Regions from separate parts of the Mus musculus genome. Here region 2 is linked to region 1. Evidence: chromatin contacts called from ENCODE POLR2A ChIA-PET data. All regions are on one chromosome and are shown on one strand. The core of a region is the stretch at or near the end of the contact, and the rest is flanking DNA. Distances in the headings are between cores, read along the strand shown. Region 1 holds the start of Dnajc27 (DnaJ heat shock protein family (Hsp40) member C27). Region 2 holds the start of Ptrhd1 (peptidyl-tRNA hydrolase domain containing 1).

The links. ChIA-PET counts read pairs that join two places held with the same protein, here RNA polymerase II (POLR2A).
Region 2: POLR2A ChIA-PET joins it to region 1 with 15 read pairs in embryonic stem cell. The contact joins the promoter of Ptrhd1 here to the promoter of Dnajc27 in region 1. POLR2A ChIA-PET finds 5 or more read pairs at or near these places in 2 of 5 experiments (Patski and embryonic stem cell).

The regions. Positions count from the first base shown.
Region 1 is chr12:4,080,678-4,084,702 of GRCm38, reverse strand. Dnajc27 (DnaJ heat shock protein family (Hsp40) member C27) reads right to left here and starts at 2,129. Exons shown (of 7, transcript NM_153082.4): 1 at 1,830-2,129. The coding sequence starts at 1,916.
Region 2 is chr12:4,231,716-4,235,740 of GRCm38, reverse strand. Ptrhd1 (peptidyl-tRNA hydrolase domain containing 1) reads right to left here and starts at 1,728. Exons shown (of 2, transcript NM_001204912.2): 1 at 1,463-1,728. The coding sequence starts at 1,714. It overlaps Cenpo (centromere protein O), which reads left to right and starts at 1,776. Exons shown (of 7, transcript NM_134046.6): 1 at 1,776-1,989; 2 at 2,084-2,210. The coding sequence starts at 2,165.

The DNA.
Region 1 (4,025 bases), core at 880-3,379:
AAGAAGGCTGTAGTAAAAGATCACGTAGATCAATAGATATGGCTCTATTCACATGAAATATCCAAAATAGGCATGGATTCATGGAGGCAGGAAGTGGGCTAATGGTTAGGGGAAGCAGGGAGAGCCTGTTAATTGCTGGGGTTTTTTTCCCCTCCAGGAGACGATGAGAATATTCTACAATTGATCATGATAATGGTTTCATAACTCTGTGAATGAAATGAAAATCAGTGAGCTATATTTTTGAAATAAGTGAATTCTATGTGAATTATAGCACATGAAGGCTTTTATTTTAAATATTTTTATTTCATTTTAACTGTGTGTATGTGTGTATGTCTGTAGATACATGCACGTGAATGCAGGTGTCAGTATAATGCAGAAGAGGGTATCAAATCCCCTAGAGCAAGATACAGGCAGCTGTGGGCCACCCATTTGACACAGTTGTTGGGACTGAATGCAAGAGTAGCAAGTGCTTCTAATTGCTGAGCTGTCTCTCAGCCCTCATTAAGCCTCATTTAATTCAAGAATTTTTATGGTTTTCAATCTTCGGGGACGAAAAAAGTTATTTCTAATATTTTCCCCTCCAATTTGATTGTGATTGTGTGTGTGTGTGTGTGTGTGTGTGTGTGTGTATGGGGTATCATTCCCCAGTGGTTATCCACGTTCCTTTTGGAGACAAGGTCTCCGTGGGACCTGAGGCTTGCTGATCAGGCTCCTTGGTCGGGGGTCCGGGGACCCAGCAGTCTGTGCTTGCCTACCACTGGGATTAGCAGTTTTCTGCAGGACTCCTGGGAACAGAACTGCTATTCACACTCACACTGCACCAACTCACAATATTCCCAACTCTCCTGCCTTTGTAAAACAGAGCTGGAAAATAGTCAATAGTCAATAAATGTTAATCTTCAGCAACTGTTTTGTTAACACATACATGAAGGTCCATATGTAGAACGGGAGCACGCTAAATTGTATAACAGCAATAAACACTTCCTGAGCATCTTCTAGCACAGAGCACTGGCTTACATAGTAGTATGCAAACGCTCCCATTAGAGGTCTTCTGCGTTTGGTTTAGTGAAGACTCCACTTCGGATGCCTTCCCTGTCTGTCGACCTTGGGAATTCTTAACCAACAGTTTCCCAACGTTAAGGGAAGAAAACGAGTAACTGGCATCTAAATTCATTTAGGAAAGGCCTCCCTTCCCAGATGAGAGGAAGTTTAGTAGCTAATAAGCAGCAAATGATACAGAAATGATACACTCAGAAAGATGGTATTTTTTTAAAAAAAAAGACTCCTCCGAGAAAAATGGACGTGACAATACAAAAAATTAAAAACACAAGATCTAGGGCTGTCAGTGCATGTCCCCTGAAACACACTAGGTTGTTGTGCTCTGGTGGTGGGAACATAGACTCCAGGCTGTTCAGGGCTACATTTTTTAGAATCTAACACCTCCCTGGCATCTCTTTAAACAGCAAGGCTGGCAACCACTCTCCCCAACCCGCAGGACCTCGTCCCCTCTCAGGGGAAAAACAGATTTGGTATGTAAACTGATCATTCGACATCGGAATCTAATTACTACCTTCAAATTACAATCAAAGATCAGAGGCCACCCTGACACCTTTTAGGGACAGTGACGTCAGTAAAGAGCCAGCAGCCCAAAGGTCAAAAAGGTCAAGATAGTTTTCCTCTGGAGGCCGCAAGCCCCAGTGAGCTCAGGATGCTAAACTAAGCAGAGAGGAGGCGGAGCTTCAAGCTTTTGAGTGGCGGCTCTCCTAGCCAATGGGAATGTCGCTCTCACAGCACGCGGAGGTCCTGCCCTCGCAGCACGCGGTACTCACTTTCCCCACTTCGGCGTTGCCCATGGAGATGACTTTGATGCGGAGGGACTTGGCGGGCTCCTTCCTCTTCGGCACGTTGGTCTCCATCGCCCTCGCTCTGCCGGGGCCGCGGGTTGTGGTGTCCTTACGCACCCAGCCAGCCTGGAGTCCCTCAGGCCTCCTCGCCCAATGACGGAGCCGCTGTGCTCGTCACCACCCTGGCTCCGCGGCTCGCCATCCCCACCGCTGCCTGGCCGCGGACGGACGAGGGCGGTTGGGAAGCGGCGAGCCGCGGAGGGCGAGCGGAGTCTCGCGATGACTGCGCGCCGTGACGTCATTGCGGGGCCCGGGAGGACTGGGTCTTGGGGTCCTGTTGGGCCAGTGCGGCCCGGTTGCAGGCGATTGGGGTTTCTTTGCCTGGCATCAAGATTGGTCTGTACATGGTGGCAGAAATAGAGCGGCTGTCACGGGGAGTTTTTGACATTTAGTGTAAGGCCCAGTCATGCCAAAGGCTTTTTTTTTCCTGGAATCTTCACCGATGGGTGCCTCTGCTGCCATCCTCCTCTCCGTCAGTACAGTGACTGCAGACTACAGTTTCTGCAGAGGACTGAGCCCAGGATCACAGTGGATTCTGCGGATGTCCCAGTCACCTAAAGATGGTATCCGAGCAAACGCACGCTTTAATTCTGGCACTCAGGAGGCAGAGGCAGGCGGATCTCTATGAGTTCAAGGCCAGGTGGAGCTATATTGTGCAATCCTGTTTCAAAATAAATATATAAAAACCTTTATGTATAAATTGTACATGTGTAGAAAGCTTTATGTAACTTATGCACATCCTCAGCCTACTTGTGTCATCTCACATTATCTGCCCCACTGTCTTAGGGTTACTGTTGCTGTGAAGAAACACCATAACCAAGGCAACTTGGGGAGAAAAGGGTTTAACTTGGCTTACACATCAAAAAAAATTTGGACAGGAGAGATAGGAAAGGAAGCTGGGGGCAGGAGCTGATGCAGAGGCTGTGGAGGAGTGCTGCCTAGTGGCTTGCTCCTCATGGCTCCGTTCAGCCTGCTTTCTTACAGAAGTGAGTTTCTTGGCTTCTACCCAAAACCCAAGAAAGCCAGCATAACTACTCAATACAAAGTAAATGCTATTACAATGTAAATATCATTCTTATGTAAATAGTTGTTAGTCTATATTGTTGTCCTTTAGGGAATAATCACACACAAAAAAGTATCTGTTTAGTACATAATCACCCCTCCCCTGATTATTCTTAATGGACGGTTGCTTCAATCTGCAGACAGCCTGCAAAGGCTTCATCGAAGAAGGTAGCATCAGATGAGAATTGGGAGTCTGACCCTGGTTCTGGAAAAGGACCTTGAACAAGACTCTTTCCTGGTTGAAAACCAGAGTTGCCTTTTGGAGCAGAGGCAGTGTGTGTGTGTGTGTGTGTGTGTGTGTTAATTTTCCCTCTCTGGCATCAGTCTAATGGCCCCCATCCTCAGGAGGAAGACTGGCTGGATAGTTCTTAAGGTTTGTCCAGCTCTGTGATGGTGTGGGATTCTCACAGCTGCCAACATCCAGGCTTAACCCAGAATCTTGTTCCCTTTCCCCTTACCTGACAAGATAAGGTAGATAAGGTAGAATCATAAATTTTACGATAACTTCTTATGGAAAGCAACTGTTAGAATGAAAGTCAGTCTGACAGACACACTATTCTTTTAGTCAATAATTTCAGTTACAGATGTAAACAGAGATTGACAAAGATGGCTGACAATTTCTCAGTAATCCCAAGGTGAAGGTTTCTGCTCCCACAGGGCTTTAAACATCTTAAACCAAGTCTGGGAAGACACAGTGGATGACAGTAGTTACTTTAAGTCAGTTTCAAGCATGCTTAATTTAAAATATTAAATGCTTTTTTTGAAGAAAAAAAAGATAGAACCTTTTCCAATAATTGGCATAACAATGTAATATGTGGCCCTGGGAAATACTGTAGGAGATGTAAACTGCTGTGTTTCGGCACCATCTGATCTGTTATTTCTCAGCTACTAGTGAAATGAGCCAATTCAAACCAGATTGGAATATATTAAAGGCAGGGTCACTGGGAAGCTGCTCTCAGGCAGGTGACTTCACTGGCCCCAAGAAAGGAGGCCAGGGAAGTCGCCATGGGGAGAGAGAGGGGAGGGGTAAGAGAAAGAGAGAAAGGGTACCCATGCAGG
Region 2 (4,025 bases), core at 479-2,978, 150 kb before region 1:
CCTTTCCTTCCCAAGTTGATTTTTTTTTGGCCATGGTATTTTTCTCAGCAACAAAAAGCAAACTAGAATATTATATTATGCATGCACACTGAGAATAACTTGTAAGATTTGTTTTTGTTTTTTTTTTCTTCCCATCAAGTGAGTCCAGGGATAGAACTAGGGTTGTCAGACTTGGTGGCATATGCCTTTACCCAATGAGCCATCTCACCAACCCTTTTCATCTACCCTATTATATGCTTTTTGGTCAGCAGAATAGGATCTAAGGCCAACAGGATCTTGACCTGGATACAAATACAACTTTTTTAAATTCCAGGAGATCTAGGAGAAGGCTTTCTGGTAAAGAATATCATATGGTCCTAACCCTTAAGAGTTAGTCCAGGAGCTGAGGAGATGCTCCGTGTCCAGAGGACCAGAGTTCAGTTCCTAGAACCCACAGTGGGATGTTCTCACTGCCTATAACTGCAGAAGAGCCTACATCCTACTCTGTCCTCCCATGTGCATACGTCCCACAGACACACACACCTACACGTCTGCACCCATGTGCATACGTCCCACAGACACACACACCTACACGTCTGCACCCATGTGCATATGTCCCACAGACACACACACCTACACAGAATTTAAGTAGATCTTTAAAAAAGGGTTAATCAAATGCGTATGTAAATCACCAAGATGGGAAAGGACCCCTCAGAAAGTTGAACACAGATGTAGGTTGGCACGTTGGTCCCTTTGGCCATTGTTCCTCCACTCTCACCCCTTTGCCAGTGTTTTCCTGGATAAAGATTTCTCTAGAGAAGCAGGTGCTATGTAAATGTCAGTTAGGAGACTTGAGACTCAGAGCTTCTGAAAAACATACTCCTTTTCCCCACTCACTGAGCATTTCTCCTTTTAAATAAACAGCCTCTATTTCTTACTAACAATATTAAGGCAGTGCTAATTTTAGGCCCAGCTTTTTTCTTTTTCTTTCTTTTTTTTTTTTTTTTTTTTTTTTTTTTTGAGACAGGGTTTCTCTGTATAGCCCTGGCTGTTCTGGAACTCACTTTGTAGCCCAGGCTGGCCTCGAACTCAGAAATCTGCCTGCCTCTGCCTCCCAAGTGCTGGGATTAAAGGCGTGCGCCACCTCGCCCGGCTAGGCCCAGTTTTAAAAGGCAGATTGGTGCACAGGCATAAGCGCCACGCTTTCCCCAGCTTCGTTCCCAGGGATCTAAGGGACACTGGAACAACCAATTTCTGGTGAACGCTGTGATAGCAGGGTCTGCGTCGGTTCTTCACAGTCATGCTCTGCCAAAGGGAAGGTTCACTGCGTAGCGCAGACCATTCCCAAACTCTTAGTGATCCCTCCTACAATCATGCCACACGTACTTCCGGAAGCTAAGGGTTGGGCCCAAGAGCAGATCTACTTCCGGCCTCGGCACCCCACCCCCGTTTAGGGTCCCTCCGGATACTCCCCACGCCTCACCTCGAGAACCACCTTGCGCATGCGCCCCAGCTCCCGGAGATAAGCTGCCGTGTGCGGATGGTCTCGATGAAGGTGCAAGGCTGCTGTGGCGGCGTGACAAGCCTGCGCTACCAGTGCGCCGGTGGGCCAGGAAAAGGGAGCCTGAGATAGATCCTTTCGTAATACTAAGTACTGTACAAGGATCTGTGGCTCCACCCCAGAGCATGCCATCTTCCTGATCATCAGACTGGCCGGACGTACCTTGCGGTGCATGCTGGGATTAGTGTGGAGCTGCTGGGCGCCACCATGTTCGTGTACGGCGGAAGCACAAAGCACTCTGGGATCAGTGGGTTACGTTGTTACTTCAGTTGCTCTCGGCGGGAATTCTTAAACTGCATCCTGAGTGAGGGAGCTTTGGCGAGAAAGCAAGACCCAGTGGTAGACAGATTAGCATTACTGTACAGCTTCTTTGGGTGTTCGAGGAAGCCCGGCTGGACCATAGTGGCCACGGCGGTGAGGTAGGCGTGGACAGGGCTGACCAGTCCAAGGTAAGGGACGCCAGCGGGGACACTTTGCTTATCCCGGGACTGTCAGGCAATAGTGGCAATAGATTGGTGATTGCGTGTCTTTTACTATTTACAGTTAAGGACGTTCGGGTCCATGTTAACCCTGCCTTGTACGTCCAGCATCGTAAGAAAAAACACTTGAGAACCCGAAGAGGAGATGGAGTCTGCAAATACTTTGTGTCCAGGCAGGAAGTGCAAAGGAGGTATTCAAAGGGGTTTGGCTTTCTCTGTACCACAGTGTTTCCAGACTTTATTGCAAAGGAAGGGACACTGTAAGGCAGTAACTTTGGCGATTAGATATGGATTTGATTCAGGGCTCTATCTTAGGAAATTTTGTGGCTTGGACACATTATAGTTCTGCCTCATTTTCTTTCTCCTTTAAACAAAACTTAATGTGAAAGCATCATGTGGGTTGAAATTGTTACTAAAAACTAAAAGTTTGATGACTTAATTGTTAAAAATATGTTGCAATCAAGTATAATCCATACCCTAGAACTAAATTACTATGTAATCCCAAATTTGCCAGTAACTTGCCCTTCTGTGTGTCAGCACACCTGGCTAAACAAGTGACGAGTGAAAGTTTGTGAATAATCATCAAACTTCGACAGGTCAATTATTCTCCAGTTCCCTTGTCATCTCCAATCCAAAAGATTGAAACATTTAGTTATGATTATGTTGGTTTTCTCTCTCTGCTTGGCAATTACCACTGCTTATCGTGTGAACTTGGAGAGGAACTAAATACAGCAGAGAGAAGGAACTGCTGTGCTCAGGCTCCAGAGGAAATAAAAGAAGTCAGGAGTCAGTAACGGGAAGAAAAGCAAGTGAAGGGCCAACATGCTGCCTACTGTGGCTCTCTCTTGATCTTATGCAAGTTGGTTTGTTTGTTTTTTAAAGGAGCTATACACTAGTAATTTGATGTCTAGCCTTGGCTGGATAGATGAATGAGCCAGGTCTGGGCTGTCCCAAGACAAATGAAGAAAGGATTTTTGTGAATGTATATTCTTGTGAACCCTGCAAAGTAAATATTGGATCTGCTTAAGGAAACTAGTTACATGAGGTGAAGCATTGGACTTCTCTAGGGAGGTTTCATCTGGGTTGTGGGAAAGCATGGAGAATCGGCCTTTCCCACCATAGATTTGTGCTTCTGTGATAAGCAGGCTTAGATGAAATGCTGCTGCCCACAAAGCAAGCAGTAGACAAATCAGGAGTCTCTTGTTCTTTTCAAGTGAGCGTACTAATTAGTGGGTGTTTTTACACCAGTGGCCAGCAGAGAGGTTAATGGTCTCTGGTTTGGTTATTTGGGCCTATGGCTTTATAAATTTATGGCAGACCAGTTGTGATGGTACATGTCTTTGATCCCAGCACTCTGGGTGGAAGCAGGTGGATCTCTGTGAGTTCAAGGACAGCCTGATCTACATAGTGAATTCTGGGCCAGTCGTGTAGGAAAGACCCTGTCTCAATAAACAGATAAATAAATAAATATGCCCTAGATATATGAGTTATCTATTGTGACGACTGTTTTTGGTTGTCAACTTGATGCAACCTGTGAAGAGGGAACCTCAATTGTTAAGGAATTAACTCATCAGATTGGTCTATGGGCAGTTTCTTTAGGGCGTTTTTTTTTTTTTTTTTATTGCTTCTTAATTGGAAGAGCACCTAACCCATTGCGGCAGGTGGTCCTCGGTGGTATATGAAAGCTAACTGAGCAGTAGCAGGAAGCTAATAAGCTTGTTGCTCTATGGTCTCTGCTTCAGTTCCTGCCCTGAGTTCTTGCCACCCCTGGGCAGGTAGGTGGTCCTGGGATGTATAAAAAACAAACTGAGCAAGCCAGCAAGCATCGTTCCTCCATCTGCTTTAGTTCCGGCTTCACACTTCTGCCCTGACTCCTCTCATGGCAGACTGTAACCTGTAAGATGAAATGGGCCCTTCCTCCCTGAGTTGCTGCTTTGGTCAGCGTTTAGCACAGCAAACTGTTCCTTCGTGGAGTATGCTTTGCCAAAGTTTGTCAGATTGTGAAG